Regions from separate parts of the Mus musculus genome. Here regions 1, 3 and 4 are each linked to region 2. The links are chromatin loops, found by intact Hi-C in ENCODE. Cell type or tissue: gastrocnemius. All regions are shown on one strand. Links, peaks and the distances in the headings refer to the core of each region. The heading gives the core; the rest is flanking DNA.

Region 1 (8,052 bases), core at 2,360-4,859, 64 kb before region 2:
TCTCCTGATGTGTACTAACTTGGAATCTTCCCATGTTGAATAAGGTCTTCTGTCCCAGGCTGGACTTAAAGTTGCTGTGAGGCTGAAGATGACCTTGATGGTTCTTCTGTTCCAGCCCCAGCCTCCTGAGTGTTAAGGTTACAGGTGAGCGCCACCAGCCTTGTTAATGATGTTCTTGGGATTGACTGCAAGGCTTTATGAATGCCTAGCAAGCTCTCTGCCACTTGGGCCATTTCTCCAGTCTCGGGAATTTTCTCTCTCTCTCTCTCTCTCTCTCTCTCTCTCTCTCTCTCTCTCTCTCTCTCTCTCTTGGTTTTTCGAGACAAGGTTTCTCTGTGTAGCCCTGGCTGTCCTGGAACTCACTTTGTAGACCAGGCTGGCCTCGAACTCAGAAATCCGCTTGCCTCTGCCTCCCGAGTGCTGGGATTAAAGGTGTGTACCACCACCCTGATCGCTGGCCGGTCCGAGTCGCCCTGTGACTGCTCTGTTTACCTCTAGACCTGAGTGCAAAGATGGTGGCAGCAGGGCTAAGGACCTGGCATTCCCTTCCCAGGCTGGTGGCAGGTGAGTGTGGTCCGGAGCTAAGTGAGGTAGGCCAGGCTCTTCCAACCTCATCTGATGGCTTCTGGCCACAGCAAGTGTTGGGTGGTGATGGGCAACAGGGGAGTTGAGGAGGGGAAAGCAGTACCCCTTGATAAAGGTGGGGACACGGGAAGCCCCGAATTCCTCACCCATGGCCAATTTCAGAGGGAGGGGAGGGTTACAATCTAAGCTTTGGCCAAGGGTGGGAGTGGAAGAGTGGGGACCATGGCTTGGATGGGGCATCACTTAAGACTGAAGAAAGCAGGGGTGCAGCCAAAGCGCCCCAAGCCCAGCAGTAGTCAGTCCCACAACTGCTACTTGAAGCCTTCCCATCTATTCTAAGGGCCACCACACAGCCGTGGCAGAGGGCGGGGAGGGCAAAGGCAGACTCAGGCCAAGGGCCAGCAGCAGGTGATTGTGTGACGTGTCTGTTCACAGTTGTGTTAGCTGTGCCCACCGCTCCCACAGGAAACCGATTTCAACACCTTCTTGATCCCAGACGTTCAACCAGGCAGACAGCGGTTACACTTGACAGTTGATGTTACACAGCACAACTTAGGTATTTCAAATGGACGAGAAGTTAGTATCAGAACAGTGCCTCAGGATGAAGGCTGAGTGGAGCTTCCTCTCCAGTACTTTGAGGTCTACAGATGTATCTAGAAAATTCACTACTGTGGAAAATGAAGACTTGGGTTGGATGGGGAGGGGAGGCCGGGGCCTTGGTGACTAATTGCTGTAACGCTGTCCTTCCGGTGGCTGTGGCAGCTTCATGTTCTCTTTTGGCATCATCAGGCGCCGCAGTTCCTGCAGGATGACTTTGATGCTGTGGGAGTTCTGCCACTTTGCCAGCACTGCCGTGGCTCTCGGATCCACCACTCCATTCGAACTGCTCACGCCGCTCATATTGACTCTTGTTACAAATTTTACAGACAGGGGTGCCTCTGGGTACTTAGGCCCACACTCTATCTTAAGGCTGTATATTCGGTTTTCATAGATTGTTCGTGGAGGCCCAATTATCATGCCTGTCCATCTTGTAAGTGTCATGCCCTCGTCGTCCTCCAGACCCCAGCTAACTGTGCCATCGCCTACTCCTTTCTGTCCTTCTTCCAATTCTTCTAACAGTCAGAAATTTTGAGGGACTTTTACTCCCGAGCCTGTGGTGGCTGACATCTTGCGCCGCTGTCACTCGAAGGCCGGCCCCTTCTTCACCCCCACCCCGAGTTTTAAAATTTTTAAAGCCATTATTTATAGAATTCTGTGGTTTTGCATGGACCATGTTGAATGTCACCCATTGGCCTGGAAGAAATTACGGAATCCATCTCAGATGTCACTCTATAGGTTATAAGCCAAATTTCCTCCAGCACATTTAGATTTTTTTCCTGTACAGTGTCCTTTTAAGACACTAGGGCTGGCTGCACTGTGAACTTGTGACAGTGCACAGAGACACCCAGAGGATCAGTGACCAACGCTGGGATTAAATTCTCCAAGACAGCACTGGCTGTGACTCCTAGCTTCAGATCTCTCCACGTCTCCAGTCCCCACAGTTCCCTGCTGCCTTTCAGGGACCTTTCTCATTCAAAGGGACAATGATCTCGGACTCTGGGGACCCTGCATTGAGAACTTGCTGTCCTAGCCCTTATCCCTGTCTGCAGATAGATTCTGTCCTCTGAAGGGCTCCAGGGCTCTGGCTCCCTTCCCAGGCCCTCTGAGTCCTTGTCCTAGACAGTATGGATTCCTTCTGCTTTCTTCCACTCCTCCTTCTCTACTTCCCACAGTGTGTGACAATCTGCTGAAGTGCCTCATTCATACTTGCAAAATATGTCCCTGTAGTTCCCACCAAACTGCTGCTAAAGCCCCAGTGACATGGTCACTTTTCGTGCATCCTCACCAAGACCTGCAGAACATGTGGTTTCTTTAATGTCCTAGGATGAGATGGCCTCTGCTTGCCCCCTGCAACCTCACTGCACAGCTCCTATGTGGGTGACATGATATGTTGCCTTCATACCCCGTAGTCCCAGTAAAGGATGATTTAATCCCAAAATGTACGTCCTGCAGAGCAACAGCCTTGGCCTTTGACTTGTAAACTCATTTTAGTCTCCCCTTCCATCAAGCCTCTTGGTTGTCTGCAAAAAAGAAAGTAAACAGGTAGGACAGTGTTCTTGGGAGGACATTGACCTTGTGAAGGTAATACTACAGGGCATATACTACTTGTGAAGGATATACTACTATATATCTCAGGGTAACCTGAAAGGTCATTTGAGCCACCCTGTCATATACAAACGCATGTCCGGAGCCTGGGCCAGGTCCTGCATTTAGGGACAGCTGAGGGTCTTGCTTTGGGCTCCCATGTGTACAGCATCCTGGTATCCCTTGAAAGCAAACTTCTTGGGTCACATGCTCTCCCTCTCTATGGCACAACCCAGCGTGGGCTCTTTTTCTCCCTTGTGCTCTGCTGGGTTTTGTCAGCTGACTGTTGTCCACAGCTGTGGCTTCCCTCAAACTTCCGGCCCCTCTGTGGTTGGTACTTGAATTTAGATTCATAAACACGGCCAAAATACAGATTAGTTTTTTAATAACTGATAACAGTTCTCAAACCCCCTAAAGGAAAATACGGAGCCCTGTTTATCTCTGCCTTGGGGTTGTTTCCATGTCACCGACTGTTCCTGTAACTTGAGGCTGTGTGCGCAAAAATCCGGTACCTGTCAGACTGACAGAGTTCTTTCCATGACGATAAGTGCTACATTAAACTCTCAGGTCGGGGGCTCTCGCCTTTTTGTCTTTAAGCTGAGAGTTGAGCCTCCCCAATGACAGATTCCCACAGTCTGGGTGTGAAAACCGAGCTCTGCAAAAGAAAGGAAGGCGGGAGAACACCCACCCAATGTTCTTTCGCTGTCTGGCCAGACTCCAGGCAAAGTGCTAGCTAGTCTAGGGAGCATCCAGCAGGCGGCGATGGCGGCAGTCGCTAAGAGGGTTTCGGGGGAAGCAGGAGAGCAGATTCTGTTTCAGCGTGTGCAAAACAGAATCCCGGGACAGAGGCCGCTAAGGATCTTAACCCCGCCTCTCCCGGAGAGGGTGTGGCCTCTGCCTTCCGCTTTAGGGTCTGCTGCTCTGGTTACAGACCTAGGAAGGGGAGTGCCTAATTGGGATTGGTGCAGGGTTGGGAGGGACCCGCTGTTTTGTCCTGCCCACGTTTCTCTAGTAGTCTGTATAAAGTCACAACTCCAAACACACAGGTCAGTCCTGCTGAAGCCAGTTTGAGAAGACCACAGCACCAGCACCATGCCTATGATACTGGGATACTGGAACGTCCGCGGAGTGAGAGAGGGGTCCACTTGGAGGGTGGGACTGGGATGTGAAGCAGAAAGTTCTTAAGAGCAGGAGCCCTTCCTACAGCGGGTACTCTTCAGCTCTCACTGGAATCTCCTGCCTGTAGCTCTCAGCGCTCAGTTTACGCACTTGGGTGGCTGTGTGTGTGTGCGTGCGCGCGCGCGTATGTGTGTGGTGTGCACATGCACGTGCGGGGTGACGGCGTTTGTGCAGTGTGGGAGGTCTCAACGGGTGAAGATGAAGTCATACAAAGAAGTCCCCACAATGTCTGACCTCTGTCTCTTCTGGTCATCTCTCCCAGCTGACACACCCGATCCGCATGCTCCTGGAATACACAGACTCAAGCTATGATGAGAAGAGATACACCATGGGTGACGGTAATGCCACCTTCCTGGTCAGACACCTGCTTCCCTCTTACCTATCAAACTATGCCTAGATTTCCCGTTATTTAGCCCTGCTGGTCTCCCTCTAGCTAAAGATAGAGGCTGCTGCTTCCAGAAACCTCTTTGAGAGTGCAGTTTGATTTTCCAATATAGATCATGGAGAATGGAGTTCCTTGGTCCATTTGTATTTATAATTCGACAGAATTCACTACTGGGGTCTTATTGGGTCCAGGCTGCCTTTATTATCAGTTGTTATTCAGACCCTTCTCCACATTGGAAAGTAACTCTCTGTAACAGGTTGCAGAGGCCCTGCCTTAGGGGTTCTTGCTACTGGTCGATAATCTGTAGAAGGGTGGGACAGTGGGGTAATGCCTTTTCACATCTTCTTGTTTACAGCTCCCGACTTTGACAGAAGCCAGTGGCTGAATGAGAAGTTCAAGCTGGGCCTGGACTTTCCCAATGTAGGTGCAGGGGAGGAGAGGTTTGGGGAAGACACGGTGATCTCACCTCATCTCCTGGCCTGGCTGAGGGTTTAGGATCAGTGTTTCTGCTCTCCTGCTCCATCCCTGCTGGCTGCACAGTGTTCTGTGATGGGCTGTGCCCCAGCTCTCTCATTCAGTGCACACTGTGCCCATGGAGGGCTTCCCATGGCAGGCACACTGTCAGGCCCTGTGTCTTCTCTCACCCAGAGAAAGGATTCAGGTACCCCATATCCCATCTGACCCTCCCTGCTTGTCCATCCAGCTGCCTTACTTGATCGATGGATCACACAAGATCACCCAGAGCAATGCCATCCTGCGCTACCTTGCCCGAAAGCACCACCTGGGTGAGTGGGGCTGGCCACAGGGTGGGAGATGGGGGATAATCTCCTCGGCTTGGCAAGGTTGGGATGCCTAGTGTACTGTGTGTGCTGCAGATGGAGAGACAGAGGAGGAGAGGATCCGTGCAGACATTGTGGAGAACCAGGTCATGGACACCCGCATGCAGCTCATCATGCTCTGTTACAACCCTGACTTTGTGAGTGGCCAGTGGGTGCGGCAGACAGGGTTCACAGCAGGAGTTAAAGTCTCACGTTCAGATCTGTAGCATCCTCCTTTGGTAATGATTCTCTAAGCTTTCTGATCTTACCAGCAGGATGACCCTTGTCACCCCTGAGATCTATCACATCAACACAGTGAAACTATCCCTGCTGGTCTTAGGATATGGTTAAGGTTCTGCTGGTGGACAGTTGATCTAAGTTATTCAGTACAGCTGTAAATCTCTGCTAAATCTGTCCATTGGTCTCTTCCAATGTGCCGTCTTACCCAGTGTTTATACCAAAAGCCCCCAGGATGAAATTAGGGGATGTGGAGTAAAAGTGCTTGCTACATAACATGAAGGCTTCAATATGAACTCTTAGCACCCTATAACACCCCCCCACACACACACACACCCAGTGTGGCAGCCTGGTCTTATAAATATAGTGCTCTGGGAGGAGAGGAGGGCTTCTTGGGTTTTGCTGACCACTGAGGCTAGTTGTTCTTTGAGCTCTAGATTTACTAAGAAACCCTGTCTCAGAAATAAGGTGCACAGTGATTGAGAAAGACACTTGGCATCAACATTGGACCCCCATGCACCAACAGGCACCAGTATACTCCCTAAGTGATAAGGAAGCAGATGTCTGACCAGGAAGGTGGCATTACCATCGCCCATGGTGTATCTCTTCTCCTCATAGCTTGAGTCTGTGTATTCCAGACTCAAGTAAGTAAATAAGTTATGTCTACACTGGTCTCACACATCTACCCAGTTCTTTCCCCACAGGTCTGTCTTAGGTACCAATAGAAAAGCAGGACATCTTCCTAGTAGCCAGCTCAGGGTCAGCCAGAGGAACTTTGAGTCCTTTTCCTTTCGGTATTAATCACTGATTAAAACTGAAGCACATCCTTCAAATATCTGATCTGTTCTCCTGCTCCCCGGTGGATCCAGTATAACTGTCTTCTCCTGGTGTCTCTGTGCCCTTTGTTTCTGTAGTTCCGCTGGGTCTCTGAGGCCAAAGCATGCTAGATACTCAGGAGGTTCTGGGTGTGACTCACAGCACCTGGTTTGGACTTCAGTGGTGACAGATTTCAGAGACAGTGTGAAATTTCTGCCAGGCTGTCCATCACCTCTGGCATGAATTCTGTCATTAGTAAAATCGTGACCTGTTAAATGGACTCCTAGACTAGGACCTGGCCCTTTCTTGGAAAGGTGGCTGTTCCATTGCCAAACCCTTTGCTGGGGAGCCTGAGTCTAAAGGTGGTGACAGCCAGCTGTTCTCTGCCTCAGGAGAAGCAGAAGCCAGAGTTCTTGAAGACCATCCCTGAGAAAATGAAGCTCTACTCTGAGTTCCTGGGCAAGAGGCCATGGTTTGCAGGGGACAAGGTAAAGGGAGGGGTGGGGAGGAGGGGTTGCCATCCTTCCCTGGTGTCAGATTCCAGAGCGCTCACCCTTGGCTTCCTGCAGGTCACCTATGTGGATTTCCTTGCTTATGACATTCTTGACCAGTACCGTATGTTTGAGCCCAAGTGCCTGGACGCCTTCCCAAACCTGAGGGACTTCCTGGCCCGCTTCGAGGTGATGCCCTGATCCTGCTTCCCCTTGGGTTGTCTTCTTTCTCGGGTCCATGATGCTTTCTAGTCCCAAGACTAGGAAAATAACCAGGATTTTCTGAGCTTCTGTAAAGAAGCATATTGGGCAATATTTATCCCTTCAAAATTCCAAAAGATTGATGCGATTCTGAGTCCCATTGGACAGATAAGGAGCCTGGTACTACAGAGGGTACTCATGTGCCCAAGGTCTCTGCACCTGCAGCTGCACTGGGATCTGGGGCAGCATTCAGTGACTGCCCCTGCCTTGGGTCAAAAGAAAAAGCTTCAGGCCCTTGCACAACCTCATTCTCCTGTTTGGGATCCCTGGCAAGGCTGTGCATGTTGATAGTGTGTGGGTCTTGGCATTAGGGGAGTGAAAGAGGCAGAGCTAATGTAACATAGCCAGATGGAAGAAAGTCCAGACTTGAGTGCTGAGAGCCCAGGGCTCTAGAACTGATCTGTAGAGCACTGAGAACCCAGGGCTGAAGGTGGCACCTCACTGAGTAGACTTGTGAGTGCCTTCCATGTTAGGGGAAATTTAGCCTGAGTGTGTGCTGGTGCGAGTGTGTGCTGGTGTGAGTGTGTGCTGGTGTGAGTGTGTGCTGGTGAGTTGTTTCCTCCTCTACACTCTTCTCCTCTTTCATGTCCCAGGGCCTGTCTGTGAAATGGGGTCAAAGTTTTTTCTTCACTATTATTCTCTGGCATTCTCCTCTAGATGAGGTTCATGTTGGGCCTCAGGGGGCATGCACAACACTGCCATCTTGGGACTGAGTCTTCAGAGAGCTGTGGAAAGCCAGTCTGTGAGATACTTGTGAAATTCCCCAGGGCTGCTGAGTCCTCCTTCCCTCTCTTTCTCTCTCTTTCCCCCTCCCTCCTTCTCCCCCTCTCTCCCCAGAGCTGAGGGCTAACCCTAGGGTCCTGTGCTTACTGGGCAAGCACTCACCACTGAAACCCCTAGCCTTTCTCAGCTTGGTCTAATCAGTCTGGTCCTGGTTCAGGTTGGGTGTCCTGGCAAACGGCAAGAGTTGGCACCACTGTGGGGTGGGTGGATGGAGAAAGAGCAGTGCCTTAGCTTAGCTTGTGTGTGTTGTCTGTGGTGGACCTCTGCGCACCCTCTGGAATTGTCTGTATTCTCCAGCTTGCTGTATGGCTTA
Region 2 (8,052 bases), core at 2,761-5,260:
AAGGCCTGCCTCTGCCTCCCAAGTGCTGGGACCAAAGGCATGTGTTACCCTCACCTGACCTAAGGTGTGTAAACTTTAGAATGACAAATGCTTAAGGTATATGAGACTAGAACAGTTCAGAGAAATGTATGTATGTGTGTGTGTGCTTGTGTGTTTGTGTGTATGCATTTGTGTGTGTGTGTTTATGTGTTTGTGTGTACATTTGAGCATGCATGCATGTGTTTGTGTGCTGTGTGTATTGTGTTCATAAGTGTGAGTTAGTGAGTGTGTACGTTTGTGTGTAGGTACGTTTGTGTGTGCTTGTGTGCTCATTCAAGCATGCATGAATGTGTGTGTGCATGTGTGTTCATGTGTGTGAGTTTGTGCGTGTGTGAATTTGTGTCTGTGTACACTCTATTGTTATCATGCTTTTGGCAACCTTTCACTGAAGTTCTCTTTAAAGTTTCAAGTTACTTTCTGAGTTTGGACACAGCCCAGAAACCTGAGACTGGCAGGATAGTCATATCCAAATGCCACAGTGGATTCTACCACAGGTGGTGTACTCAGCCAGCCCCTGTGACATAGTCTGTGCTTCCATTCTTAGAGACCTACCTTCTCTGACTTGAGTGTTCAGATGGTCTCTGCCTGTCCCCTGTTCCCTATACTACATCTTTGTGGTGTCAAACATTTACTGAGCACTGGGTCACAATCTGAAGTCCTGCCCAAGGGCTGCAGCGTGGCAGCCTTGTCCTTTGACTTGCAAACTCACTTCAGTTTTAAGTTCCAACCTCTTTCTTCTGGCTCAGTCCTTTCCTCCCCTGGAAGAGTTATTCTGTCCTTTGAAGAGGCCCCTATTCCCCGGGTTCTCTACTGCTGATGCCAGTCACGTTCCTTAGACATGCAAAGTCAACCACAGGCCAGTTGCCTGCCTCCACCTCTTGGTTTTGAACCTTCAGAGAAGGTCCTTTGACTTTAAGTCAGAACACTGGTACAAGGGACAGTGTCCTTGGTGTCAGGCAGCTAGGCTGGCCTTAGCAGACTGAGAAGCCATTTGAAGACAAACTGAATTGTCACAATCAGTCTTCTGCTTTCCCTTTTTTTCTTTAAGAAAGGGAGACATTGCGATTGCTTCTCCTTAAAATTCAAATGCCAAATGAGATGAAGGTATCAGAGCGCGCCGCGCGCGCGCGCGCACACACACACACACACACACACGTATTTACATGTGTGTGAAATCTGGTGTCTTCTTCAATTACTCTCCACCTTAATTTTAAGACATGGTCTGTCACTGAATTTGTAGTTCACTGGTTCAGCTAGACTGACAATCCAGGAAGCCTCCTGTCTCCACCTCTCCAGTACTAGGATTATAGGTGCACCCTACCATATCTTACTTTTCAGTCAGTTCTAGGGAATCAAACTCATGTTTGATGTGCTCGTTAGGTTTTTGCCAACTTAACACAAGTAAGAGTTATTTGGGAAGAGGAACCCAAGTGAGAAAATGGCTCCATCAGGCAAATTTGTAAGGTATTTATTTCATGATTGCTGGGGGAGGACCCAGCTCACTGGGGAGGAGGGTGCTATCCACTGATAGCACTGAGTGGTATAAGAAAGAAGACTGAGAAAGCCAGGACAAGCAAGACAATAAGCAGTGTTTCTGTGTCAGGCTTCTGCTTCAATTCCTGCCTCCGGGTTCCTGCTTGCAGTTCCTGCGCTGACTTCCCTCCATGATAAAGTGTGACCTGAGAGCTGATGCAAACCTTCCTCAAGTTGCTTTTGGTCATTGTATTTTATCACAGCAAGAGCAACCCTAACTAAAACACCTGGCAAGTTGTTACCAACAGAGCATTTCATGAGTGTAAGTATGCAATTTTACGTTCTTCTTGCCTTTAGCTCCAGGAAGTGACCATGCTACCACCACCCCCCCCCCCCCCGGGCTTCCCTTGAATCCTCAGACAAGAGGCACACACATACTTTGTTCCTTTTCCACTTGCCTTCTTGTACAATTGCTGGGTGTTACTATTTCCCACCCGGAAAAGCGTGCCCTTATTAATATTTTTTTCTCCGCTCCTCCCACCTGCCCTAAACGTCAGTGGCTAGTTCCGCCTATCCCCTGCCAAACATCCCTAACCACCCACCTGTAATAGTGGCCACAGGCTCCAGCTCCTCCAGAGACCTCACATGGCTGCCGGGTTCTTCTCCCTCCAAAGCATGGTAAAAAAACTCTTCCTCTCCTTCCTTGCTCTCTCCTCCAGGGACCCGGAAGTTCTGCCTGTTCCTTCTGCTCAGCAGTTGGCCCCAGCTTTCTTTACTGATAGATCAAGAACCAATTGGGGCCGGGTGTGGTGGTGCACGCCTTTAATCCCAGCACTCGGGAGGCAGAGGCAGGCAGATTTCTGAGTTCGAGGCCAGCCTAGTCTACAGAGTGAGTTCCAGGACAGCCAGGGCTACACAGAGAAACCCTGTCTCGAAAAACAAAACAACAACAACAACAACAACAAAAAAAAAAAAACAAAAAAAAGAACCAATTGGGGAATAGGACCTTAGCATCAGCACCGCCACCCCCTACAGCTGAGTTTGTTTTAAAATTCATTTATCAGTGATACTGTGGAGGTTCAAATAAGAATAGCCTCCATAGGCTCACAGAATTGACTGCTTAGTCACCAGGGACGGATACTCTTTGAAAGGATTCAGTATGGCCTTGTTGAAGGATGTGTTTTAGTGGGGGTCAGCTTGAAGTCTCAAGAGCCTAAGCCAGCCCCAGGGGTACTTTCTTCCTGCTGCCTTCCAATCCAGATGTAGGATTCTCAGCTACCCTGTCTGCCTGTGTGCTGCCTTGCTCCCTGAATAAATAGACGAAACCGCTGAAACTGTGAGAAGCTCCAATCAAATGCTTTTTCTTTTAAGAGTTGCCATGGTCACAGGATCTCTTCTCAGCAACAGAGCAGTCAGCAAGACAAACACTAAACACCTAAACAACAGAAACTTGGCTCTAGAGTAACATTGGTAAGATATGGTATTTGAGTTTTAACCTCCAGTCCCAGGTACCACAATGTCACGTAGAGCATTTGAAACCCTTTTTCATTCCTAGACATGCATGCATCAGGAGTCTGGGCCATACATAGCTAATGCCAGGGAACTGGACAGGCCTTGTGCTTCCTAGAACCTAGGCAGATACTCCATGTCTCCTCTAAACAGGATTCTGTAGCCCTTGGAAGCAGGGGAGAGATCTGTGTTCTTTTTTTTTCCTTTTTCTTTCTTTTTCTTTTTTTTTTTAAAGATGTATTTATTATCATACACAAGTACACTGTTGCTGACTCCAGGCACACCAGAAGAGGGCGTCTCATTGTGGGTGGTTGTGAGCCACCATGTGGTTACTGGGATTTGAACTCAGGACCTTCAGAAGAGCAGTCAGTGCTCTTACCCGCTGAGCCACCTCGCCAGCCCTGTCTGTGCCCTTGAGCACATGCTTTACCACCCAAGCTAACTCTGACTGTGAGCTCTGCGCATCCTCCATTGTGCTGGTGAGTGTGAGGTTTCTACCGCAGACTAATCGCTGTCAGTGGTGCTGGGAAACCCTGAAGTCCTTGTGCCCTCTGTGCCTGGGTCTTGGACTGAGCTCACAAGCATGGCCAAAACGCTGACTGATTTATGTGCCCATGGGCTTGATGATGAAAGGGATGAGTCTCCAACCAAATCCCCTAAAGGAAACACAGAGACAGCTTGCTCTGCTGTTTGTCACTGTCCTGGGGTCATTCCCATGTCACTTCATATTCCCATAACCCTGGGCTGTGCAGACAATGAAGTTTTGATAGCTTTCAGACTAGAAGAGTCCCAGAAGCAGTGATGCGTGCTGGATTAAGCTCTCAGGTTAGGGGCCATAACTTTTTGGTCCTTGTATTGAGGGGAGAGCCTCCTTGGATGACAAATTCTCACAGTCTAGGTGTGAAAAGTGAGCCCAGCAATGAAAGGAAGGAGAACCACTTCATTCTCTGCCTATCTGGCCCATCTCCAGGGGGCACTGCCAACTTCCTGAGAACCCAGCAGGGGGAGGGGCTGTAGGCAGAGAGCCACTAGAGCAGGCCTGCCAATCACTGCCTTTGGTATCTGAATACCCAGACCTGCCCCAGAAGATGGTAAAGTTTGGACTGGATCTCATCACCGGCTGGATAAGTTGGGCTTCAGGCCATGAGGGTTGGTTCATTTGGGAGTGAGATAGGGAGGGCTCAGGAACTGCATGCAGGCAGACAGCGCCCCCTATGCACTGGCGGCTGAAAGTGAAATCATCCAGACGGAATGAAGCCTGTCTGCTCAGTCTCCAAGGCTAGGGCAGAAAACGTGCCCAAGTCTCTGGGTTATTGGGATATCCGTGAGGTGAGTAGAAGGTAGGGCTGCTGAGTGGGAAGAGCCCTAGATTGGCACACACTGAAGAGTTAGGCTGGTTCCAGGAGATAGCTCCTCTTCAGCATGTTCTAGAGTCTCCCGTCTCTTCCTGTCAGCAGGCCTCTGACTGTCCCCATTTTCTTGTTAGGTATAGAGATGGAGGCTTCCCTAGAGGAGATGAAGTCATGCGTTTATGATCTTACTGTGACTTTTGTTACCTGTTATCTTTCACAGCTGGGTCACGCCATCCGCCTGCTCCTGGAATACACAGAAACAGGCTATGAAGAGAAGAGATACGCCATGGGGGACGGTAATGACATTCTTCTGGTCACACTCCTCCCCAACTTCTGTCCACTGGTGCCAGGAAACGTCTACCTATCTCTCTGTTTCTTAGCTTTGTGGATCTCCTTCAGGCGAACCCAGAGCTTATCCCTTCCTGAGAGTTCCAAGGCGGTGCAGGTGCAGCTTTGGTTTTCAATAAATAACCCTGGGAATGAAGCGCTGGCTCCCTCCCCACCTGTGGTCATGTAGGGTTTGCTTAGCACTTGCCTGTGTTTTGTGTGTACCCTAGTCAGGTAGGGCCTACAGCCTTTGAAGGAGTATTCTCGTGTAAAATTGTGGGATGTAAGATGGAATGAGTCAGATCAGATTCCCATACCTCAGGAGGACTTGCCCTGACATTTTGGGAGGATCCCAGGGAAGGGAAGGATGTACGGAGGAGAGCTTTTCACATTATCTTATCTATCACAGCTGCTGTTATGAATGAAGCCAGCAGCTGAGTGAAAACTTCAAGCTGGGCCTGGATTTTCCCAATGTAGGTGCAGGGGAGGGGAGGTTTGGGGAAGACACGGTGATCTCACCTCATCTCCTGGTCTGGCTGAGGGTTTAGGATCAGTGTTTCTGCTCTCCTGCTCCATCCCTGCTGGCTGCACAGTGTTCTGTGATGGGCTGTGTCCCAGCTCTCTCATTCAGTGCACACTGTGCCCATGGAGAGCTTCCCATGGCAGGCACACTGAGTGCCAGGCCCCGTGTCTGCTCTCACTCAGGGAAGGGATGCTGAGACCCCATATCCCATCTGACCATCCCTGCTTGTCTATCCAGCTGTCCTACTTAATTGATGGGTCACACAAGATCACCCAGAGCAATGACATCCTGTATCCCACTGCCTATAAGGATGACCTGTGTGGTTAAGGCTGGCTGCAGGGTTAGGAACAGAAGCCATCCCTCTTGGCTTGACTGGGGCAGGATGCTGAGAGTGAGTCTGTGCTGTGTGTGTTGCAGATGAGCAGATAGAGAAGGAGAGGATGTGTGTGTAGATTTTGGAGAACCAGGCAATGAACACTGGCATGCAGATGAGCATGATCTACAGTCCTGATTTAGTGAGTCCTCACTGTGTGGGGCAGACAGAAGTTTGCTGGAGGAGTTAAAGGCTTGTGTTATTATCTACACTTGTCCTGTTTAGTATCTGAACTTATTGCTCTGATTCTTCAAGCTTCCCAATTCAGCCAACACACACCCAATTCTTATTAATAAATACTTTATATCAATGCCTAGAAATCTTTGGTATTGTTGTGGCAGCCGTGACTGGGCATTTGGTTCCTATATAATACATTCATGTACTCAGAATTCTTTGCAGCTTTGAACTTGACCACCACAGTGGACCATCTTGCCTTGTTAGTCACATACCATCTGCCTGCTCCCTGAGTGCACAGATTCAAACCAGAAGAAAATAAAATAAGCCTAATATATTCAGAAATCCACCTAACAGTTTTCTCAGAGCGTAGTCCCTGGTAGAAGAAATTATCAGGGTCTCTTCCTGATTGGCAGTTCATGGTCAGCCTGAGGATATTTGTCCCTTCCGACATCAAACGTGTTTCAACTTTGCTCATGCTGCTCAATATTGACCCTGCTCTGTGTCATTCTTCAAGAATAATTGTGTCTCTTGTTAACTACCTTGCTTCCCCTGTTCCACTGGATTTTCAAGTGCAGACCTTATGAGCAACCCAAATGTATTCCTGGCTTGGATGTCAGCGGTGACAGGTTCGGGGACAGGCATTCTCATCTAACTTCCAGTCACCACCTCTGAGTCAACTCTGCTACCAAGCAGGACTCTGATTATTACAACAGGAACACATTACATAGAAACCTATGTACTGGTGCAAGCACCGTATAGAAAGGAGGCTTCTCTTCTGCACAACGCTATGAGGCCAGCCTTTCTCTAGAACACCTGTGTGTTCTAAGGGTTGTGACAATTGTTTTCTATCTTAGGAGAAGTGAAAACCAGAGTTCTTATAGGGCCTCCCAGATCAGCTGAAGGTCTGCTCTGAGTTCCTTAGGTAGCAGCCATGGTTTGCAGGGGACAAGGTAGAGAGGGTAGCAGGTGGGCAGGAGGAGCTGCCATTCTTCCCAGGCATCCGGATCCCACCTCACTGAGCCTCACTTCCTGCAGATCACCTTTGCAGACTTCCTCGTCTATGATGTCCTTGATCAGCATCGAATGTTTGAGGCCACGTGCCTGGACGCCTTCCCAAACCCGATGGACTTCGTGGCCCGCTTTGAGGTGATGCCCTGGTCCTGCTTCCTCTTGGATGCCCTACTTTCCAGGTTGCTTCCCTAGTTTTGATCTATTGAACACTGACTTTCTGCCAGGACCCATGTTCAGCCTCCTAGATCTGCGGAGTCGATTTATCATTGCCACACGAAGGCAACCTGGATAGAATTAGCTGTCATGATGAACAGATAGGGACCTGAGACTGTGTAGGGTAAGCTACTTGCTCAGCATCCTAGCATGCGCTGAAGCTGTTCTGGGCTCCTCCTGACTGCCTCTAGCTTCTAAAGGTAATGGACCTAAACCAGCTAGTTGTTCTTCAGTGACAGGGTCCTAAGTGGGAAGTGGCCAGGAAATGAGAAAGATAGAAAAGATAGAAATAGTGAAGGTAAGGCTGGGGCTAGCAGGTCTTGCACAAGCTTTGTCTTATGCCGAGGAAAGTCATGAAGACATATAGCCGTCTTATATACTATTTCCAGTGGAGAAATGGGATGTAGTCAGCTAAAAGCTAAGGAAGCAATGTTGCAAAAGGGAAACAGAATGTCTCAAGAACAATATAATCTGAGCATACAGTGACCTTGGGACAGATAACCATAGCCCTGTACAGTGGCAAAACCTGGATTTTCAGGATCAGAAGCCACAGAGTCTTCAAGGCTCTAACACGAGGCCATTATCAGCTCAGCCAAGAACATCCCTGGTCTTAGAGAAGGAGCTGTGTTCCTTCTCCATACATCAGGGTCTCGGGGAATGCCTAGGGTCAGTTCCCATCATGCACACAGGACAGAGTGGCATCTGTCAAGGCCAATAGCATCCTATTGGTGACATAATCAGGCCCAAGGTCACCTGGAATGATGTCATCCTGTGCATCATTGCCCCTTACTTAGCTCAGCCTATGTGTGAGGGTCTGGGTGCAAGTTAGACGTGGGGGAAGGTCTGATCAGAGGCCTCCACTTGAGCTTACCAGAGAGAAACCTACCTGTAACTTGGAACATGTTGGAGGATGGCCCTGCTGGGCATTGTCCTTACGCCAAGTCTCAGCTGCTGCCTGTTACAGCAGTTAAGAAGTAAGCACTCATAGGCAGATGTGTGGGTCACTGTGAAATAAATGATTAATTAAAAGGCAAAGTTTGTAAGATAAGAGTTCA
Region 3 (8,052 bases), core at 5,480-7,979, 110 kb before region 2:
TGGCCAGCTAGTCTAGCCTAATTGTCTCAAATGAGGTAGACAATGTTCTAGAGAATTATATCTGAGATTGTCTACTGACCTTTAACGTGTGTGTGTGTGTGTTTTAAGATTTATTTATTTATTATATGTAAGTACACTGTAGCTGTCTTCAGACACTCCAGAAGAAGGCATCAGATTTCGTTACAGATGGTTGTGAGCCACCATGTAGTTGCTGGGATTTGAACTTGGGACCTTCGGAAGAGCAGTCGGCGCTCTTAACCACTGAGCCATCTCACTAGCCTATGTGTGTGTTTTAAAAAAACAGGGCTGTGCCGGGCAGTGGTGGCGCACGCCTTTAATCCCAGCACTTGGGAGGCAGAGGCAGGTGGATTTCTGAGTTCAAGGCCAGCCTGGTCTACAGAGTGAGTTCCAGGACAGCCAGGGCTACACAGAGAAACTCTGTCTCGAAAAACAAAACAAAACAAAATAAACAAACAAAAAACAGGGCTGTATAAGTAGCCATAGTGTCATGATTGGCTGGCACAGTCTGACAAAAGATTGAGAGCATGCATGCTGAGAGGTGGGGACAAGTCCAAATCTCTCTAGGCAAGAGAACGAAAGCTCAGAGTCCATAACTTTTTCTGAGAGCTCATGTTAATAAGTGACAGTGTGTCAGAGTGTGTTAACGTTGTCACTGGGGCAGAAACCTGGGGTAACTTAAAAGAAGGAGAAGTTTATCTTGGCTCACATTCAGAGGCCTGCATCCGTGTCCACTTGCTCCTTTCGCTATGGACTGGTGACAGCACAGCACTCAGTAGAGGGAGCATGTGATGGAGAAGGTCCCTTTACCTCCTGGAGACCAGGAGGCATCACACAGGGTCCTAATATCCTCCTCAAAGGCAAGGTACCAACTTCTCTAACTCCGGGGCCTCCACTAAGGGCACTCTTTTTTTCAACATAATATTTTTATTATTATTTGGAAATTTCATTTCATGCACCCTGATCACACTCACTTCCCAGTCGTTCCAGCACCCCTCTCCCCCATACTTGTGGTCCCTCCCAAAAAGAAGAAAAAGGAAGGGGAGAGGTCAGGGGAGCGGGAGGGGAGGTGAGGAGGAGGAGGAGGAGGAGGAGGAGGAGGAGGAGGAGGAACAGCAGCAGCAGCAGCAGTGTCACACTCCCAGTAGCCATCCCCATAAAGAAAACTTCCCCACCCCACCCCTGCAGAAGCCATCAACTGTGGAGAGCCACACTTTAACATCCTTATCACGATTTTTCTTTTTAAAAGATTTATGTATTTATTTATGAATTTATGTATTTATTTATTATATGTAAGTACTGTAGCTGTCTTCAGACACACCAGAAGAGGGCATCAGCTCTTATTACAGATGGTCATAAGCCACCATGTGGTTGCTGGGATTTGAACTCAGGACCTCTGGAAGAGCAGTCAATGTGAAAGATCCTGACAGAATGTAAAAGGACACAGAAGCCCTGAAATTGGCAAGATAGACGTCAGTGTTAGCAGAACTAGCTTCACTGATTTAGAAAAATAGAGGTGCACAATGCTCTGGCCACTCCTTGAACCTGTGTGTCTGCCAATGTTTTGACCAGATATTGGTTGCTGAGAAAGAGTCAGAAAATCTCCCCAGCAACCACAGCCTGGCCAATCCTGAGTTGCTACACCTGCACCAGACTCTTTCCTTGTACCCCTCCCATACCCATTTCTTGAGAATAGACATTGTTTAGATCTGGAAATCCCCTACACCCCCCTTCTCCTTTCCCCCCTGAGGGCCTATAAAAACTGGGACCTCTTTCCTCTTGAGGTCGACTCCTCTACCCCTGCGTGGGATATGAGTCGTCCCCAGAGCTCTGGCTTTCCCCGAATAAAGCCTCATGTGGTTTGCAACAAGCTCAGTCTATCGTGAGTTCTTGGGTGTCCGCTATTGTCCTGAGGCCTGAGCGAGGGGCTCCTCTTGGAGTCTTTCAAATGCTCTTAACCACTGAGCCTCTCTCCAGCCCCTCACATCATGATTTATTTTTTAATTTTTCAATTTTTATTTTTATTTTTTTTTTGTTTTTTTTTGTTTTTTTTTTTTTGACAGGGTTTCTCTGTATAGCTCTGACTGTCCTGGAACTTACTCTGTAGACCAGGCTGGCCTCTGAACTCAGAAATTTACCTGCCTCTGCCTCCCAAGTGCTAGGATTAAAGGCGTGAGCCACCACTGCTAGGTGCTTATCTTTGAGTTCCTTTTCAATGGCTTTCTGCCTAGACTGTTACTCTTTTGTTGTTGGTGATGGTGTTTTGTTTTGTTTTGTTTTGGTGGAGTAGAGTGGGGACAGGGGTTGTCACAGAAACCTTCCGTGTCTGTCTTTCTCAACCATGAGTCTGCAATCATCAAAAGTAGTTTCCTTGCCCTTTGCAGTCAGCATGGATCACAGACTTCCACGTGGTTTCTGGTGACAACGTGGGCCATAGACATTCACATGGTCTAGGTGTCAGCACATACCACGGACCTCAGCATGGTCTCCAGTGGCAGTAGAGAGCATGGATGTCACCATGGCCCTCTGCTGCTGCATGGGCCACAGACTCCATCATAGCCCTCGGCAGCAGTGAAGGCCAAGGACATCAACACGGAAGGGCACACTTTTGAAGGCAGGCTCCCAGTGTCTCTTAGCTCCCAGGATCTCCTCCTTCTCTGTTCCTACTGTCACCGCAGCGGTGGCCCTGAGCACCCTGGGGGAGCCCCCGTGATCGTGGGTCTTAGGAGATGCTTTGGGAGTGACAGTGGAGACTCAGGCACACTGTCCCCTCCCAGGGCTCAGCGCTCCCAGCCCACACCAGCCAGCCAACATTCTATTTATCATGTTCTTTTCCTGGATTGTTTCATTTTCAGATCCTCACAGCTCACTCGATAGGATCTCTTTTATTAGCCACAGTTCACAGGTGGATCTCTCTCTCTCTCTCTCTCTCTCTTTCTTGGCTTTGGATTTTTAAAAACTTTTTATTGATTCCTTGTGAGGTTCACGACATGTACCCTGCTCAGTCCTGCTCATCTCCCTGTCCCCTCATATCTACCCTTCGCCCTTGCAATCTTCTCCCACTGCGTGTGCACACACACACTCATTGTGGAATCTATAGTGCCCCACAGTATATCCCTCTGTTCTCACGTCTTCCCTTGTGAATGTTCAATACAATGAGTCATTGGTCTGGTTCGAGGTCTCTGGCTTCTGTGACATCATCAATACTGTATCCTCCCTGCGACTCCTCCCAGTTTTCCTGTTGTTGCCCTGGGTCATGGAGATCCTGCAGCCCTGGATCAGCAGGACCGGCCCCATCACAAATCCCAACCATTTGCAGATGATACAGATTTGGGGTAGGCCAACTTAGAGCCCTGGATTTGGGTCTGGATGGCAGACCAGCTCTCCCTTATCTGCACACCGGGACAAGCTGTCCAGCACTGCTCCAGCTAGGCCACCTCGTGCCTCCGTCTGCAGGAGGCAGGATCAGCTCTTTTGCTCTCATGCCCTTGGAACCAGATCAGACATGCCCACATCTCCAAAGCCAGCTCCACTGTGCTGTCCCGTCAAGGTGCAGGGGCTCACTCTCCCAAGTGCTGCAGCCTGGGAGGGGCTGGGCCAGTTCTCCTGCTCTCACACCCCCAGGGCTAGCTCAGCCAATGCCTTCACCATAGAACCAGCTCCACTGTGTTGCCTAGGCAAAGTGCAGGACTCACTCTCCTGAGTGCTATAGCCAGTGAGGGGACAGGGCTAGCTAGCTCTCTCAACTCTTATGACCCAGGACGAGCTCTCTGGACTACTGCAGGTGAAGCGGGGAGGGCATCACCCCACCACCACCACCACACCACACCACTACAAGGCTGATGAGTGGTGGGGCCAGCTCTCCCACACTCTCACCCCCTGGGCTAGCTCATCTGAGCCCCCTCCACCAGAGCCAGATCTATTGTGCTGGTCAGGTGAGGTGCAGGGCTCCATCTCATGAGTGCTGCAGCAGGCAAGAGGTAGGGCCAGCTTACATACTCTCATGATCCCGGGGCCAGTTATATCAACTGCTGCAGGTAGTGAGGGGGTGAGTGAGTGGAGGACATCTACCTCACGGCAGATGAGTGGCAGGGCTAGCTCTCTCTTGCTCTGTCCTCAGGGCTAGCTGTCCCTCTCTGTCTAGGGACAGCATTACTCTGCTGCCCAGGCAAGGTGCACAGCCTTCTCTTCTGAGTAATGAAACCAGCAGTGGGCAGAGGTAGCACAGGTGGATTGTCTAATCTGCAGATTAAGGGATTTTCTGGTTGCTCAGTGTTGTGATGTGAGAGCCAGGCTTTCCAATTCTCATTTGACTCCAGATTCCAATCTGAGCCACTGTGGCGTACCACCTCTAGTGTTCTAGAAACCTCTGGAGTTTTGCAGGTGACGTTAACTTGGAACATCTGAGTTTCACGTTGAGATGCAGTGATGCTCAGCTGGTGTGGGGAGGTGCTTACAGGTTGTGACAAAGCAGGAGAACCCACAACCCACTGGTCTGTCACTAGAGTCTGACTTGTCTGTCCTGCTTGGTAAGCTGTATTTTCTTCTGTGTTTCTCTGCCAGGGGTCACCCAGGGTAAATTATTTTATATTATTCTGTTTCTTTTATTAATCAATTTGACACTTCCTTCGTCTGTGGATGCCACCAGAATAACCGTTTTTCTTTTTTTTTTTTCTTTTTCATTTCAAATATTATCATTTTTTTAAGATTTATTTATTATTATATGTAAGTACACTGTAGCTGTCTTCAGACACACCAGAAGAGGGAGTCAGATCTTGTTACAGATGGTTGTGAGCCACCATGTGGTTGCTGGGATTTGAACTCTGGACCTTCGGAAGAGCAGTCGGGTGCTCTTACCCACTGAGCCATCTCACCAGCCCATAACCGTTTTTCTATGCAGGGTTTCTCTGTGTATCCCTGGCTGATCCGTAGACCAGGCTGGTCTCAAACCCAGAGATCCTCCTGCTTCAGTCTCCTTAGTGCTAGGAATTAAAGGTGCATTCCACCACTGCTTGATTTAGAATAACTTTTCAATAAATAGGTCTCACATACACACAGGCGCGCATGTGCACACACACGAACACACACATGAACACACACCCGAACACACACACACACACACACACACACACACACACACACACACAATTTCCTCCTTTCTTTACTCTTCTACTGCATCAAACTGTTTCCCTGGTCCTCCAAATCTTGAGCCTCTGCTACCCAGCAGTCACTTCTCCCAGGCTGCTTCTCTGGTCTCTTCTTTGAGGTTTTCCCATCGTGTGTGTGGGTCATGTGTGGGTCTTGGAGCTACCCTCTGGTCTCTCTGCCTTCTGCTGCCCATCTCGTCACCAGGCAACCCTGTCTCCTGAGAAGGTCTAGGAGACACTTCTTCTGCAGTTAGCTGCTCTTTGCGATTCTTCCCTCAGAGCTTGGAGTCAGAGGCTCCTGTGCACACAGACATGGGGAGGAGAGAAGAGGAGCAGAGCCTTGGCAGTGCTGGCAGAGGGCCCAGGTTGGATGGGTTTGTTAGACGTTGCCACACTGGCAAGGAGATGATGCCCATCCTGGAGATGAGGCCTCACACGCCGCATCCTCAGCTGGGCCTCTAGAGATGGCCAATCCTGGAACCGACTCCGTCTGACCTAGGATTGAACAAGGTGCAATAAAGACTCAAAATACCAAGCAGAGCATTTGCAAAAACGTCAATCAGGAGCACTTTGGGGAGCCGGAGGTTGAAGCCATGGCTTTGAGAAGCAGGAGTCAGTCTTGCATTACCTCTTTTTCTGTATCAATGTGGCCCTGATCAGAGACAGGCTACTCTACAGTTCAGTGCCTTTGTGCATTCGGAAGGTTTTCCCTCCATGGCTGACACTGCTGCCTGTAGGGAAACTTGACCTTCAGATGCAATGGCCAAGAGAGGCTCTTGTTAGATAACAACTTGTTTTATTCTTGTGGTGGCCTTGGCCTGGGGTCCCCAAGGCCTTCCAGATTCAGCTGAGTTATCAATGATACCTCTGGTTCTTAAAAAATATGTTTTAAATTTATTCTTTGATAATTATATATATGCAATATATATGTTATAAAATATATGCAATTTATCTTGACCATAAATTTATCTAACTGCTGCTGCCGCCGCTGCCCCACTACTGGCTCTTGTGCCTGAGGTTGCTACCTGGCTGGGCGTGGAAGCTGCAGACAGCCTCCTACGTGAGCCTATATTGGCTGATGGTCCAGCTGCTCCTGTTCCCACACCACTCCAGTCCAGTCGCTTGTCAGAAGTTGAGTATCTGTACAGCTGGAGGTGTTCCCAGATGGCCACGTTTTGCATATTCACATCAACGTATCCCCAGGGACCCCACTGCAGGGAATCTTGGTGTATGGCTTGTCCCCTCTCCTCTGTCACATTCTGTCCCCATGAACCTTGCTGGGCCTTTGTATTATGTGCAAACCCATGGCTGTTCTTCACCCATGCCATCTTTGTAGGAATGAGGAAAAAGGTGGGTTCCTTGGGAAGATAGCTCTGGGTGTGATAGCTCACGGAACTGAAAGCGACTTTTGTTAAAGAAAAATATATGGCTGTGTGGTGTTTGCTGATTGAAGACAGTTCTTCCATAGAGTGGGCTAAAAGAACCTTAAGGCCACTGCCTTGTAGTTGCACATTTTGGACAATAGGGGTCACTGTAGGAATTGTTAATTCAAGAAACCTCGTGGGGATTTAAATCTCTAAAGCATACTAGTTACTTCAATTTGCAGCCGGGTTGACTGGTGATCAGGACGTCTAGTCACTTTGGGTTGTCAATGTTTTCCTGTTTCACTTGTTGACCCAGTAGGTCTGTGGTTAGCTCTAGCCCCAGTGGCAGGTTTCTGAAGGGAATCCGGGGTTGTAAACATCTAAGAGGAGGAAGTTGCAGTCCACGCTCCCTGTACACGATATCAGCATTTGCAAATGGACAGGAAGTCTGCCCAGCTCCCATGTGTCTGAGGAGCTGGGACCCTTGTCAATAATAGACATTCACTCAGGACTTCATCTGCCCCTCATAACTATAAACACTAATACCCGTCTTGTGGGTTTAACTATTGTGAGCAGATCAATTGTGTTTATAAAATAAAATCAAGAAGCATAAAAGTATAAATACATATCACTGTAGTTAGGACTTGTGTGCATCCAGCTTTATAACTGTATTCATCTAAATATCTTAATGAAGTCTTTAAAAAAACCAAATTTTTATTATATTGTGTACAGGTGGGCACGCACATGCCACAGAATATATATGGAAGCCAGAAGACAACTTTATGGACGCCAGTTTTCTCTTTTTATTTTTATGTGGGTTCTTGGGATCAAATTCAAGTCAGCAGGCTTGTGTGGTGTTAAAAATCAGACTGAAGGGGCTGGAGAGATGGCTCAGCGGCTAAGGGCATTTGCTGTTCTTCCAGAGGACCTGATTTCAGTTCTGGCTCCATGGGATCTAACGACACCCCTCTGACCTCTGCAGGTACCAACATGCATGTACACAGATACACATACCTACACATAAATTGTAGTAGGAGAACAGCCCGAGGCCTACATGAACGGGGTATTTCTGGAAGGCAGGCTGGGGCTGAAAGAGAGAGAGACTAGACGGTGAGAAAAGAATGAAGCCAAGACAAATGTTTCTCTGATCAAGGCCCAGCCTGCCTTCCAGAAATACTCAGTTCATGTAGGTCACGGGCTGGCCTCCTACTACAGATTGGCTCCCGAACCAGGGGCCTGGAAACGGCGGGAAAACACTGAGGGACCGCTGTCTTGTGTGGAGCTCCAAGAGAAGGGAAGAAAAAGAAGATCGTATTGGGCACAGTGAGCAACAGGTATTTATGCTAGCGCTGGTTTTAAACTTCATTTTTTAAAGTGTTGCTGGAGGTGCGATAGGATACTGGCTAAGTTGGAACAGTGCTGACCCGGCACTGATTCCACTTAGGGTTTGGCAGCGAAACATGTGTGGGACTAAAAACTTTGAATCAGGCAGTTGTCTGTAGTCAAGGACTGCATCAGGGGAG
Region 4 (8,052 bases), core at 384-2,883, 100 kb before region 2:
AATTCAAGAAGCTCCCCTTTGAAACCTTTCTCAAGAAAGAGAAAGTGGGGCTGGAGAGATGGCTCAGAAGTTAAGAGTACTGGCTGCTCTTCCAGTGGTCCTGAGTTCAATTTCCAGCAACCACATGGTGGCTCACAACCATCTGTAATGAGATCTGATGCCCTCTTATGGTGTATGCAGACAGGGCACTCACATATATTAAATAAATAAATACATCTTAAGAAGAAGGATGAGGAGGAGAAGAAAAAGAGTAAGACAACAACAGGAGGACTAGAGAGGAGAGAGAGAGACAGAGTAAGAGATAAAAATGCCTTATTTTAGAATTTTCCCTAGGGTTGAAGAGTACAGCCATAAATCAAACCTGTTTCAAGGTGGCAGGTGTGTGTGTGTGTGTGTGTGTGTGTGTGTGTGTACAGGGGATACCGAGTTGTTTGTTTAGAGTGAGGGATACAGAATGTCTGCCTATGCAGTGGCTGAGGAGGCCTGGCCTCACTTCTGAGACAAAGAGGAGGGAGCTACAGGGTCTGTGGTCTGATGTCTCCAGCCTTTTTGTTGTTTCTATAAAAAAGAAATAGAGGAATGGCTTTATAGGAAAAGGAAAGTAGAGAAGGGACCAAGGGAACCTGGTCACTGAATTCAAGTCTCTGGCTTCCTCAAGTTGACTATTGAGGTGTAGTAGGGTCGTGGGGGGGGGGTGCTTCTTTTGTAGCTGTTAAGTCAGGCAAGGCTCTAAACACAAAACCTGCTCCTATGACTGACTGATTCCTTCCAGCAAGGCTCCACCTCCTACCCAGACTGTAACCTTCCCAGATACTGCCACGGAGTGCAGGAGACAAGTATTCAAATACATGAGCCTACCGGGACCATTTTCAATCTAGCCACCACACCTCCCCTCTTTTCCGTGGTCTTTGAGGCAGAGGTTGGTACCAGGATTTATGAAGTGGGGAAATATTGTCCATATAAATGCTGAATGGCAACCTGGGTAAATCGAATCAGCAAGCAGAATAGAGCAGGGCTCACAGGTGGAAGACTCAAAAAGTAATTCCAGGAAGAACCACAAGTGTAGATCAGGGATTCTATGACAAGCTTTGATATTATTTTTGGATTGAATTTGTTAAGAAGGAGGGATGAGGTAAATAGAAGTGTTAATGACAACGTGATCACTTTGCTTTTGTTTCTGAGGAGCATCCTCACCGTGTGGCCCTGGCTGGTCTGGAACCCACAGAGTTCTGTTTGCCTCTCTTCCCACATGTTGGGGTTTAAGGTGAGGTTAACCTGTGTAGGTTAGCGGAGGGGATGGGGAGAGCATCAGTGGGCCAAGAGGATGCTTCACTTTTTTATTGCTGTGATAAAACACCCCGATCGGAGTAGCTTTAGGAAGAAAGCTTTTATTTTTTACTTACAATTCTTGAGTGGGTAGAACCAATATGCCCTGAAAGGCAGTCTGGAATTAGGGTGGTGGGAGACAATGGGGGTGGGGGGAACTACAACACAGGAGGTAGGGCTGGGTTATAAAACCTCAAAGCTGTTGGGCAGTGGTGGTACATGACTTTAATTCCATCACTCTGGAGGCAGAGGCACATGCATCTCTTATGAACTTGAGGACAGCCTGGTCTCTAGAGTGAGTTCCAGGATAGTCAGGGCTATACAGAGAAACCCTATCTCAAAAAATCAAAACAAACAAAAATAAAAGTCTTAAAAACCTAAACAAAACAAACAAATAAAAAACAAAGCCATAAAACTCATCCCTGGTGATGTGCTTCCTCTACAATACTTCACCTTCGCAAACCAGAACCAAGTGCTTACGCACGTTGGGAGACGTTTCTCATCCAAGCCATAACAGACAGGCGTTACTAGAATTGGTTTGTCCTTAAAGTTTATTTCATTAAGCAGTTTGGAGTTCCCATAATAGGAATATTACACCATACACAGAGGTAAGCAACAACAGGCTGAGTACTAATAAGGCTAGAGTAACTCAAGATAATTTTGGCTTTGGAGTTGTACCAACTTTTCTGTTATGCAGAAAAGAACAGCTCTCCATATTCAATGATGCTATAGGGTTTACCAGGTGAGTTGTCTTGGAAGTTCTAACCCAAGCCTTTTGTTGCTTGATCTAAAACAATGATGGCCCTGCATACCTGCCGTCCCAACAATCCCAACACCGGGAGTGGGGGAAGAGGCAGGGTGCTCTGAAGTTTGAGGCCAGCCTGTGGCTGCATAATAAGACCCTGTCTCAAAACACACAGGAGCGAACCACCTTTGTGGGACTCCCTACCCTTGTGGATCATTGGCCATTTGGGACCACAAGGGAGAGGGAGTGGAAAAGCTGAACAGAGGGTCCGGAAGCCCTGTGAATACAGATGGTAAACGACCACACCGGGACCCCTCGACGGTAGGCAGATCAACTTTACTTAGGGTGATTCAAGGCTTATGAAGTTTTTGGGGACTGATAGTAGGGACATCCAGGATGGGCAAAGGTCACTGGGGGCTTAGGGGACCTGGAATGCCTCTTTAGCGTGGGGAAGCATTTCAGGAATCTCAGATGCTGGCTAAACACCTTTTGTCAGGAGAAGGGAAATTGATCCTATAAAGTAATTGAGGCTCCATGACATTCCTCAGGTAGAGGAGAGTCTGGGGCGTAGAATTCCCCAGACAAGGTCAGAGAAGGAAAAACTCTGTTAATAAAGGGAGTCCCCCATTACACACTGAGCCTCAGAAGGCTATCAGGTCAATGGTAGTCTTTGACTTTAATTAGAATTTTCCCTCCCACCTTGAGGCTTTCAGTACAGTTAATGGTTGCTGGCGGGAGGAAGAGATATTTTGAGATATTTTCTTCAGTGGTGTTAGTTGCCCATACCCCTGTAAAGATTCCTTCATACATATTCCTCTTTGGATAATAAAATAGAAAAGGAAAAAGACAGTGCACGCCTTTAGTCCCACATTCATGAGGCAGAGGCAGCAACAGATCTCTTAGTTTGAGGCCAGTCTGGTCTACCCAGTGAGTTCCAGGACAGCCAGGACTAAAGAAAAGAAAACAACAACAACAAAAACCAAACAAAACCTCAACTAAGAATAAACAAACACATGGTGGCGCACGCCTTTAATCCCAGCACTCAGGAGGCAGAAGCAGGTGGATTTCTGAGTTCGAGGCCAGCCTGGTCTACAAAGTGAGTTCTAGGACAGCCAGGGCTATAGAGAAACTCTGTCTTGAAAAAAAAAAAGTAACAAAGAATAAACAAACAAAAAAGAAAGAGAAACCAGAGCTTGGGTTCTGGGCCGCGGCTTAGTGGTACAGCTTCTTCAACCATGTGCGGCAGTGCGTTTCTCTCTGCCACTGCCCATCTGTAACAAGACAAAAAGCCTCTGCAAGTCACCACAGCCCACAGCACAGGCACTCGATCAAAGGGGTGGAATCCTTAAAAACTTCATCTTCCACAAATGCAGATGTGTGAAAAAGAACATGCCCTCACTTACCGGGAAGTTTCAGCATTTTCACATGCATGGGCAGTGCTCAGTAAGTCACTGTGGTGGAACTGAATTTCCATAGAGTAAAATTTGCAAACAAAATGGGAAAGCTTGCCGTGAATGAACTCTGGATGTCTTTGTAGAATCTATATTTCCAGGATTCAATAGAATGCAAACCTGAACTATATGGCTTAGCAAATTGTAAAAACTAGTGCTGACAAGTAGGTGAAGAGACCCTAGCTAAAAAAGAAAAAACGAAAGAAAGAAGGAAAGAGAGAGTGAGAGAAAGAAAGAAGAAAGCTGAGAAAGAAAGGAAGGAAGACAGAAAGGAAGGAAGGAAGGAAGGAAGGAAGAGAAAGAAAGAAAGAGAGAGAAAGAAAGGAAGGAAGAAAGGGAGGAAGAGAGGGAGTGAGTGAGGGAGGGAGGGAAGAAGGAAGGAAGGAAGGAAGCAAGCAAGCAAGCAAGCAAGCAAGCAAGCAAGCAAGCACAAGGATCTGAAAAATGCTGGTGAAAGAGTAAACGTAAAAACAAAATTCTAGGCCTTTAGGCCCAGGCTTGGGAATGTGGCCTTTGTGACTCAGTGCTCCTAGGTGTGCTGGTCATAAAACAGATATCGACATCCCTCCACCCACCCACTTCCTGGGTTCAAGGAGTATTCATTCAAAGAAAGTCACCTGACCATTACCGGAACCTGCAATGCAAATGTGCTACTGTTAGGGGCTCTTAGAAACTGTCTTGAGAGTTAACAATTACCAGGTATTCCTTGTGACACTTGTGACTTTGCTCTTCCTTGTGACTCTTAACTGGTATTTTTGGTATTTTCCAACAACGCCCTTCCCACCTCCTTGAGTTGTGGTTTCTTCCTTTAAATACTCCCTTATCCAGCTACTCGGGGCACTGCGGTCCTCTACCCCTGCGTGGTGTATGACCGTGGGCTCGAGAGTGCTCTTGAATAAAAATCCTCTTGCAGTTTGCAGCAAGATCGTTTCTTGTGGGTGATTTTGGGGTGTCGCCTCTCCTGAGTCAGAACGTGGGGGAGTCCTCACGTTGTGGGTCTTTCACTGGCACAGGTGCTGGACTCCAAAGGCCAGGGATTCTGGAGGGCTGGTATCCAAGGCAGTGGCAACAGGCTTGGTCTCCACTTTCAGAGATAAGTTAGCTTTCTGTGTTTGTTCTTTTTAGCTGGGCATACTGGATGGTGCTGGTGGGAAAGGCTATTCAAAAGAGAGACACGTCTGTACTACCACACCATTGAAATAATGAGCTTCAAGAAGTTAAAAATTTCCCATTAATCCCATGATGGAGGAAGGGAAAGGCTGAAGTCTTTGTGCCAACCAAAGAAGGAACTTGCTTACCATGATGAGATTTCACACAGTCTGACACTTGTCAGACCTCCAGGCAGGACAGATCAGAGCCAAGAAATTGTGAGTGCTGGGTGGGATCAACTTCCTACATTGGTACCCCAAAGACCAACTCGAGTGTCACCTGGCCTCATTATTTGTTCTTCTTTCCAACGTGATGGTGTTGAATAACTCTTCTTTCTACGCTTTTCAATATCACTTGTCTCTTTAATTGGTGTGTTGGGAACAGATGGCTCAGCCTACCTTGTTGGGACTGCCAGATCCCAGGCTCTGACCCTAAGATCCGGTAACAGTACCACACTGAGGCGTTATCTTCCCTGAATAGTCCACTCAAACTCCCACACTAATCTTCTCGGGAAACACCTTCTAGGCAAGCCCTGAAAGTGCTTCACCACATTCTTAGGTTTTTTTTCCACCTAGCAAGATGTGAACAGTATACAAACCCCAGACCGCGCTGATTCTCCCCGCTCAGGCTGGCTGGCTGCCTGTCTTAAGCTTTCGGGATTTCAGCATCTGGGATTTTAATCTTTTGAGGTTGTGATTTTTTTTTCAGGTTAGAAATTTTAATCTCTTGGGATTTCAACAGGTAAGATTACAGCATTTAAGAGCCTGCCTTTTAGGATTACAAGTTATTAGGTAGACACAAGAATTTGCTGTCTCTGGGGAGAAACATGTGTCAGAAGGGGCAGTTTCAGTGGGAAGAGCTAGAGGGGCAAGTCAAATGAATGGCTGTCTGTGACTTGCCTGTGTGTGAGTCAGTCAAAGGCAAAGCCATCACCATTCAGAACTGGACAGGGCCTCCTGATTCCAGACAAATGAAACTAGGTTTTAGGAATTGGGGAGGTGGGGAAAGCCAAACCCATTGTTTGTTGTTGTTGTCAGTTTGTTTTTAAAATTTTAATAAATTTTACTCTGTCCTTATTTCTTAAAATGCAGTAACTTTTAGAGATGCTAACACATGTGTGTTTGTTTTAGCTTTACAGAAGGTTTGAGTAACGTGAGACACATGCTTGTAGAAAGATCGCTCAAGTACCAAGTTATGGTTAAAATAAACCCTTGGTGTGTTATGGGACAGGAAGATGACTACAAATAATGCCATGTGTTCTTCAGAAAGCTGGAAGGAAAGGGTCCGGATGTTTTTAACTATAAAGAAATAATTAAGTGTGAAATATATTTAACATGATTTAAACAGTACATGATGTATAAGCTTATCAAAAATAATGTGATACCTATTATATGTGTAATTTTTATGTATTAGTTAAAAATAAATTTAAAGGGGTTGGACATGTAGTTCAGTTGGTAGAGTGTTTGCCCTGCATGCCCTGGGTTTGATTCCCACTACCACATAAACTAAGTGTTGTGGTGCAGTACTGTGAGCCCAGCATTCAGGAGATTCGGTCTGAAGGGTCAGGAGTTCAAGGTCATCCAGGCTACATAAGAAGTTTGAGGGCAGCTTGGAATAACTAAGACACTGTCTCCAAAATAAGCTAAAAAATTTAAAAATAGCTCAAAAGTTTAGAAAACTTTTTTTTTCCTCTTGGATTATTTTGTGTCTAGAGAAAATGAAAAAAAGATTGGTTACTCTAATTAAAGAAAATAAATAGGCTGGACAGTTATAATTGCACTGATTGCAGTAATTACAGAGAGACCCAGTTATGTGTGCAGAATGGGGAATGGTTTTATGCTTGTTTAGAAAACTTATCACTAACTGATGATTTTTAAAACTTACTTTATTTAGCATGGCCAATAAATCAATTATATTTTAAATGTATATAGTTCAAGGCTTTAAAGCATGTTTTTCTGCTGAGTGGTGGGTGTTCTTGGTTTATTTGCGGTATCAACCTCTCATTGGGTATGAGATTCACAGATGTTTTCCCTACTCTGTTGGTCGCTTCCTGTACCTCGTAGAAGTTTTGTAGCTTGGTGTCACCCTCTTGGCCTCTATTTTTACTTTTGCTGTCTGTGTGTCTGGTACCATCTCCAAGAAGTCTTGCTTAGACCATTGTTTTCTTCTAAGGGTTTTATAGAATCAGGTCTCAAATTTCAACCTCAAACCCGGTGTGACTTGACTTTTATTGATGGTCGAAGGTTTCAGCTTCGTTTTTTTACGGGGAATGAGGAAGGTTAGCTCTTTCACAAATGGTACTTACAGTTAATTATATGCCTTTGTGTCTCTGTGTGGGTGTCTGCACATGAGTGCAGGTATCTAAGAGGCCAGAGGTGTCAGATCCCTCTGGGGCCAGACTTTAAAGGCAGCCACATTGAAAAGAAAGAAGAAAATGGTTGTGAGTCACTTGATGTGGGTGCTGGGAATTGAACTCGGGTTCTTGGGAAGGGCAGTGCTTTTAACTGGTTCAAAATAGTATCTAATTTAAAAATTATGTGCACTTGTCTGTGGTTATATGTATGTGAGTGCAGGAAGCCAGGAGAGGGTATTGGATCTTGTAGGGCTGGGATTGTAAGCACTTGTGAGCCATCCGGTATAGGTGCTGGCAACCAAACTTGGGTTATATGTAAGACTAGTATGTGCTCTTAACCAGTGAATAACTTCTCCCGTCCTTAATTATTTGTTTTTATTGGTACTAGGGATTGAACTCTGGGCTTTGCAGGTGCTAGGAAGGTGCTCTACCACTGAAGCATACACCGAGGTTTTCTATGAGTAAATTTGTAAATCAAGGTACATTTTCTTTTCTTTGCCCTGTGGGTGTCATTATCTCTTTTGCTTGCCTGATTGCTGTGCCACAGCTCTGGTGCTGCGTTGAGCAGGAACTGTGAGAGCTAACTAACATTGTTTGTTTTGTTTGTGGTCTTTGAGTAAGGGGCTGCAGGAATGGGTTAGTGGTTAAGAGCAGTGGCTGCTCTTGCAGGGGAGCCAGGTTGGATTTCTAGCACCCACATGGCACCTTAGAACTGCCTGTAACTCCAGGGCATCCAGTGCCCCCTCTTGACCTTCTTGGGCATCAAGCACATGGAACACAGATATGCATGCTCTTTGAGAAGAAAAATTCCCAGTTTCTACAGCCAATTATGATGTAAGCTTTTTATTATGTGGACGTGTCTAGTTGACATGTGGGTATAAACATAATCAAAAACTTCTGTATTTATTTTTTGAGTTATTTAATCATGAGAGTGGTTGAATTCCACAAGATGACATTTCTGTATCTATTTAAATGATATGTGGTTTTTGTCTTTCCTTCTGTTAACATGGCAAGTCCAATGGATTGAT

Evidence for each region. Hi-C counts contacts between places; a loop is a spot of excess contacts. Peaks named below come from ENCODE experiments on the same cell type or tissue, not always from the same donor. Only the 100,000 strongest peaks of a DNase experiment are listed, where the experiment ranks them.
Region 1: a loop joins it to region 2, with 6 times the contacts of the local background. A loop is called at or near these places in 18 of 42 quality-filtered maps.
Region 3: a loop joins it to region 2, with 5 times the contacts of the local background. A loop is called at or near these places in 18 of 42 quality-filtered maps.
Region 4: a loop joins it to region 2, with 3 times the contacts of the local background. A loop is called at or near these places in 18 of 42 quality-filtered maps.

Annotation. Positions count from the first base shown.
Region 1 is chr3:108,013,585-108,021,636 of GRCm38, reverse strand. It overlaps Gstm1 (glutathione S-transferase, mu 1), which reads left to right and starts at 3,664. Exons shown (of 8, transcript NM_010358.5): 1 at 3,664-3,897; 2 at 4,211-4,286; 3 at 4,689-4,753; 4 at 5,037-5,118; 5 at 5,209-5,309; 6 at 6,597-6,692; 7 at 6,774-6,884. The coding sequence starts at 3,862. It also overlaps the pseudogene Gm12502. In gastrocnemius, for the core only: a CTCF peak has its summit at 3,521; DNase peaks (open chromatin) are centred at 3,569 and 4,059; H3K4me3 peaks cover 1,987 bases; H3K27ac peaks cover 2,500 bases.
Region 2 is chr3:107,949,664-107,957,715 of GRCm38, reverse strand. It overlaps a transcript of Gstm6 not described here. Among named protein-coding and RNA genes, the nearest start is that of Gstm6, 10 kb to the right of the region's middle. In gastrocnemius, for the core only: a CTCF peak has its summit at 4,221; a DNase peak (open chromatin) is centred at 4,103; H3K27ac peaks cover 473 bases.
Region 3 is chr3:108,060,331-108,068,382 of GRCm38, reverse strand. No RefSeq gene overlaps it. Among named protein-coding and RNA genes, the nearest start is that of Gstm4, 20 kb to the right of the region's middle. In gastrocnemius, for the core only: a CTCF peak has its summit at 6,663; DNase peaks (open chromatin) are centred at 5,525 and 6,712; H3K4me3 peaks cover 263 bases.
Region 4 is chr3:108,051,220-108,059,271 of GRCm38, reverse strand. No RefSeq gene overlaps it. Among named protein-coding and RNA genes, the nearest start is that of Gstm4, 10 kb to the right of the region's middle. In gastrocnemius, for the core only: no CTCF peak of the experiment used is centred there; no DNase peak of the experiment used is centred there.